2 separate regions of the Homo sapiens genome follow, and region 1 is linked to region 2. The links are chromatin loops, found by intact Hi-C in ENCODE. Cell type or tissue: A673. All regions are shown on one strand. Links, peaks and the distances in the headings refer to the core of each region. The heading gives the core; the rest is flanking DNA. Region 1 overlaps MAST4 (microtubule associated serine/threonine kinase family member 4). Region 2 has its middle 13 kb from the start of CD180.

Region 1 (2,807 bases), core at 138-2,637, 400 kb after region 2:
AACAGGATGACTGAACCTCTTCCTCCCAGGAAGATTATCCCCCAAATGAGGACACTACAAGTTGTTGTTGATCAACTGCCAATCACAACTATACAGTTCTGAATTTGTAATGGTGACATGGGTGACCATTAAGGCTCCTCTAGTTGATTAGAAAAGTGACATGTGGCAAGAACATTTCTAATTAGTGATCACTGTAGAAATGCCTTAAGGAACAGCTCCACTTAAGTTTTCTCCCAGATGAATTCATACGCCTTTCCCTCTGAGTCCAAAGCCAACTGTCTGAACACCACATTTTGGTGGCTGAGGGGAAGTTCTGTTTCAAACTATGTAGAGAAAGGCATCAAGAAAGAAAAATGTAGAATGCAGGAGATGTATACCTGCTGACAGGCAGCCACAGTGTAATCAACAGTTAGGAATGATCCCTCTGATCCAAGGAGAAATTCTAGGTCTCATTTTTTAAGTACCCTCAGAAAAGAAATACCTCTTCAGCTCCCAGTGAAGTGCTATACAAAAATGCTTCTTACAATTCAGAGTCTGGCTCATCTCTATTGCGTGGGTTTAATTTCCACGAAGGCAGGGAAAAGGCTGGTCTGGGACACATGCACCGCCTCCAGTAGAACACAGGTGCCTCCTGAGCTGCTCCAGATTTTGTTTAAATCACCTGAACACGATTCCACCAGAACACAGAAGGTAAGGCAGAGAAAATGTGTGTTTAAATATTCTGAGATAAATGTCTGGGCTACGGGATCAGGCACTACCAAATGCAGGGCAAAAGGATGCTGTGAACGCAAGTGATGTTTCTGAAGCACTCTCTTGTGCCCTGGCCCTGATCTGGCAATGGGAGAGGACACAGAGACACGACACTGGCTGGGCTTCAAGGAGTCCAAAGTTTCATGGGAGAACAGGTAGGTTAACAAAAAGTATAATTAGCCTAAAATTCGCACACAATACTACTTTTAAAAACAGAACATTCTTCTTGCTTGATTTGACCTCTGCATTATCTTTAAATATAAAGTATTCTGAACCAAAAAAAAACCTAATTTAGTTAATAGGGGCTATTTGACATGAATGTTAAACTGAGTTGTTTAGAAAACCAGAACAGAGCTTCGCAAGCCAGAGGGGCTGCCCAGCCTGCACAGGGCATGCCTACAAGAATGGGACCTGCCATTTAACACTTCACCTCCTTCATGAGACAGCAGCACTATCCACGAGTCCCCCTGAGCAGTCCTGTAAAAAACTACCTAACAACCTCAGGCTGCGGTGTAAAGCAATGCTCTTCCCACAAAATTCCGCTGGACTGAACACGACAGAATGATTAGATTCATGTCTCCCACTTGGCGAGCTGAAGACTGTGACACGGAAGCTGGGAAAAGAGTGCATTGGACATTCCACCTCAAGACTGTCTGCAGAGTTTCAAACACATGTAGTAATAGAAGAAAGGGCAAGGAAAAACATGTGCAGTGAAGACCAGGGTGGCACAGTAAACATTATCCTTGGAGTGAGTCAACTGTTCTTTTCCATCATAGCCTCAAGGCAGAGGGAGGTGGATGCTGCCATCTAGAGATATCCAGGAATATCGGCTTTGATATCAATGCAGCCAACACAAAAGCACTGATGGGAGTGGAAGTGGAAGACGGCACAGTCTTAGGGAAGCAGCTGCCTGAGGGACCCATTCTTTCTGGAACCAGGTCCTCATCCAGTTTAGGGAGAGGGCGAGGAGGAAATGCCCAACAGACAGGATGCCTTTAGCCCTACGGTTCCCATGAGTATGAGAATGCAAATTCCTCTATGCAGGGAAAGTGGGGCACAGAGAATTAGAGGAATGAGTGGGAAGAGATCAAATGTGGGAACAGTTAATGGATACACATAAAAATAGAAAGAATGAATAAGACCTACTATATGAAAGCACAACAGGGTGACTACAGTCCGTAATAATTTAATTGTACATTTTTTTTTTTTTTTGAGACGGAGTCTCGCTCTGTCGCCCAGGCCGGACTGCGGACTGCAGTGGCGCAATCTCAGCTCACTGCAAGCTCCGCTTCCCGGGTTCACGCCATTCTCCTGCCTCAGCCTCCCGAGTAGCTGGGACTAAAGGCGCCCGCCACCGCGCCCGGCTAATTTTTTGTATTTTTAGTAGAGACGGGGTTTCACCTTGTTAGCCAGGATGGTCTCGATCTCCTGACCTCATGATCCACCCGCCTCGGCCTCCCAAAGTGCTGGGATTACAGGCGTGAGCCACCGCACCCGGCCAATTGTACATTTTTAAGTAACTAAAAGAGTGTAATTGGATTTTTAACATGAAGGATAAATGCTTGAGGGGATGGATACTCTTTCTCCATGATGTGATTATTACACATTGCATGTCTGTATCAAAACATCTCATGTACCCATGACTATATGCACCTATTATGTACCCACAAAAATTAAAAGCTTTTTAAAAATTTAATGTAGATAAGAGTGATGTGAGACATGGTACCCAGGACAAAGGGTTAGTACCTGCTACCACATTGAAGCCCTCAGAGTTCCACTGCCAGATTATGAACCACAGGAAAGGAAAATGGGGTTAGAGAGAAAGCCAAAGGAAGAAATTAGAATCACACAGGCAAGAAAACCAAGGAGATATGAAATTGAGCCCAAGACTGGCATCTTGGGGAAAACAGGAGATGTAATAAAAAAGTACACATTTTCTATCACATGTTACTAGGATGCACAAAAAGAAAATGTATGCTTAAAGATGTTAAGAATGGTTGTATATTATGCATGATTTTTCTCCAGTTTAAGAACATTTTTAAAAATTGTCTAGGAAT
Region 2 (2,807 bases), core at 249-2,748:
AAAACGATGAGGAGGAAGCAGAAACAGCCTGTGTGGGTGACTTATTCTTGAAGTTTGGCTTGGAAAGTGCATAAAGAAAGCAGATAGTTGCTATGAATATTGGATCCAGGAAAGCTTTTTTTAATTCTTATTTTCATATGGCAGAGTTTAGGGCAATTCCATATGATTTGGAAAATGACCCAAAAACAGAAATGGTTGGAAATGCAGGTGAGAGTGGGGCTACCTGCTGAAGCCTGAGAAGGCAGAAACAGAGGATTCAGAGAGCAGGTCTCAATCCTGGCTGTAGTTTAGGATCCCCTGGGGACATTTTTTAAAAATCCCCACACCCAGCCTAAACCCAAGACAAATAACATCAGACTTTTTTTTTTTTCTTGGAGACAGAGTCTTGCTCTGTCGCCCAGGCTGGAGTTCAGTGGTATGATCTCGGCTCACTGCAAGCTCCGCCTCCCAGGTTCACGCCATTCTCCTGCCTCAGCCTCCCGAGTAGCTGGGACTACAGGTGCCCGCCACCACACCCAGCTAATTCTTTTTTTTGTATTTGTGGTAGAGACGGAGTTTCACCGTGTTAGCCAGGATGGTCTCGATCTCCTGACCTCGTGATCCGCCTGCCTCGGCCTCCCAAAGTGCTGGGATTACAGACGTGAGACATCAGACTTTTTGCTTTGGAACCCAGGCATCAATCATTGTCAAATCTCCCCAGGTGATCCCAATGAGTGGTTCCGGGGATTCAGAGCACACTTGGAAGGTGTGGCAGGGCATCCAGGTGCATGTGCTGGCACATGGAGAGGTAGGTTTGAAGGTTTGGTGGGTGTAAATTAAGGAATTCCTAACTTCAGCTTTCTATTTCCAAAATTCAAGGCAAGGTCATATACTAAGCATGTGCTGAACATGTATGGAAGAAGGGGGAGGCTAAGGGGTGAAGAAACGTAAAGATGACACAGTTCATCCTGAGAGTGGAAAAGGGAAGATGCCCCATCTGGAGAACTATGGCAAGAATGCCGGGCAGACTGGGAGTTTATAGCCATGCCATCCGGCCATTCATTCCCCTGACAGTTGTCAGACAGATACCAAACTAGGGGATGGGGCTCAAACATAAGAAAGACATTGTCCCTGACCTCACAGATTTCGCAGTTCAATGGAGGAGGGACACATATTAACAAACAGAAGATTCAGGTGCTACAATTGAGTCACACAAGAGAAATTGGGAACTCTAACCCTTGGGGAGACAGAAGCCATCTCCTCGGCACATAGGATGCTCCTGAGACGTGCTCCTTAATCTCCAAGCACCTTACTGTTGTGGGAAAACAAAGGGAGATACAGCTCAGTCCATATCCTCCAGGGATCGCTAACGCAGCCCCAAAACAGTTATGACACATCAGCAGCACCGTGCCACATGGGGCCTCCAAGCAGGAGAAAGTCTGGAAGGGCGGCAAGACTGAGGTCAACACGAATTTTCAGGTGGTAATCTTCAAGTGACATTCAGAAAGTGGTCACTAGGTGGCAGGGTTAACATTTGCAAAATAACTCCTGCCACTGCCTACCGTGTAGGAATGAACCTGACAACACTCCATGCCAAAAACCCAAGCTTCCAGGCCTGCCTGCAGTTTGCTGTGCCGAGGTAGCCAGCAAGAAGAGTAATCAGTCAATGATGATTTCAGGTGGCTGTTTAATCTGAACTCACTAGCCCGTGTTTTTTTGGTTTCATTTCTCTCCAGTTCATATGTGCCTCTTGAGCACTTGAAATGTAGACTGAGAAACTGAATATTGAATTTTATTTCATTTTAACTTGTTTAAACATTAAACATTATTACTCGATTCAGTGGTTGAAAAACTCTTAAGTGTGCCTGGAACAACTTGGTTATGTCAATCTAGTTTTTTGGCTATGAATTTTATGAAATCTAAATACGGATCAAATATTTCCAATGAAAATATAGGGCCAAAATTGAGATGTGCTGGAAATGTAAAACAAGCCCTGGATTTTGAAGACATAGTATAAAGTTAGAAGGTGAACATCTCATTAATATTTCACATCAGTTACATTGATTTTATATGATTGCAATAATATTTTGATATATTGAGTTAAATAAAATATATTCCTGAAATTAATTAATTTTTCACTTTGGGGCAGGGAGGACTGCCATGTCATTTATTAAGAGAAAGCAAAATGAAGCAAGGAGCTGCTCTGGGAACACACAGGGTGATGGCACAAGAACACAATAGCTAGTGTGTCCCACAGTCCCGGAGGCCCCTGCCCGCTTCCTCCACCAGGGCCTGCCCAGGGTCTCAGGGTGGCCTCCCTACCCTGCTTCCCTCCAGACCCCTTCCATCCCCTTGGAAGGGCATCCTCCCTCCTTACAGGGCCAGGTATTTTTCTCTGGATTTAACCAGACAACGACATTTTATTTTCTGTTCATCTCCTCCAACCACCCAACTCCCACCTCCTCCCACTTCTCTTCCCTGCCTCCCTTTTGACTGAAGAATCCCTGCTCCCTTGGTCTTCCAGTGAGGCCGCAGTGACTAAAGGGGACCCCTTCCCATCCACTCATCCCCACCCTGGTCCAGTTTCCCAGACCCCGATGCAGTTGGTTGTAAATTCTTCCAGGAGCTGTTTTCTGTCTCCTTTTTGGGAATTTTTTTAAAGTAAAAAACTTAAAACAGAAGTTTAAAAAGCAAAATGTGGAAGAAGAAAGCAATGACAGATTTGTTTCGTGGTTTTTTTTTTCTTTCTAAGGTGGGCTACTAGAAAACTTACAGTTGCATATGTGGCTCCCATTTCTACTGGGCAGTGCTGCTCAGAAGGATGTGCA

What was found. A loop is a pair of places that touch in the nucleus more often than their neighbours do. Peaks named below come from ENCODE experiments on the same cell type or tissue, not always from the same donor. Only the 100,000 strongest peaks of a DNase experiment are listed, where the experiment ranks them.
Region 1: a loop joins it to region 2, with 7 times the contacts of the local background. A loop is called at or near these places in 80 of 110 quality-filtered maps.

The regions. Positions count from the first base shown.
Region 1 is chr5:66,806,658-66,809,464 of GRCh38, reverse strand. The region is part of intron 3 of MAST4 (microtubule associated serine/threonine kinase family member 4); the gene reads right to left. Among named protein-coding and RNA genes, the nearest start is that of MAST4-AS1, 200 kb to the left of the region's middle. In A673, for the core only: a CTCF peak has its summit at 1,568 (motif pointing left); a DNase peak (open chromatin) is centred at 1,544.
Region 2 is chr5:67,208,062-67,210,868 of GRCh38, reverse strand. No RefSeq gene overlaps it. Among named protein-coding and RNA genes, the nearest start is that of CD180, 13 kb to the right of the region's middle. In A673, for the core only: CTCF peaks have their summits at 1,286 and 1,487 (motif pointing right); a DNase peak (open chromatin) is centred at 1,538.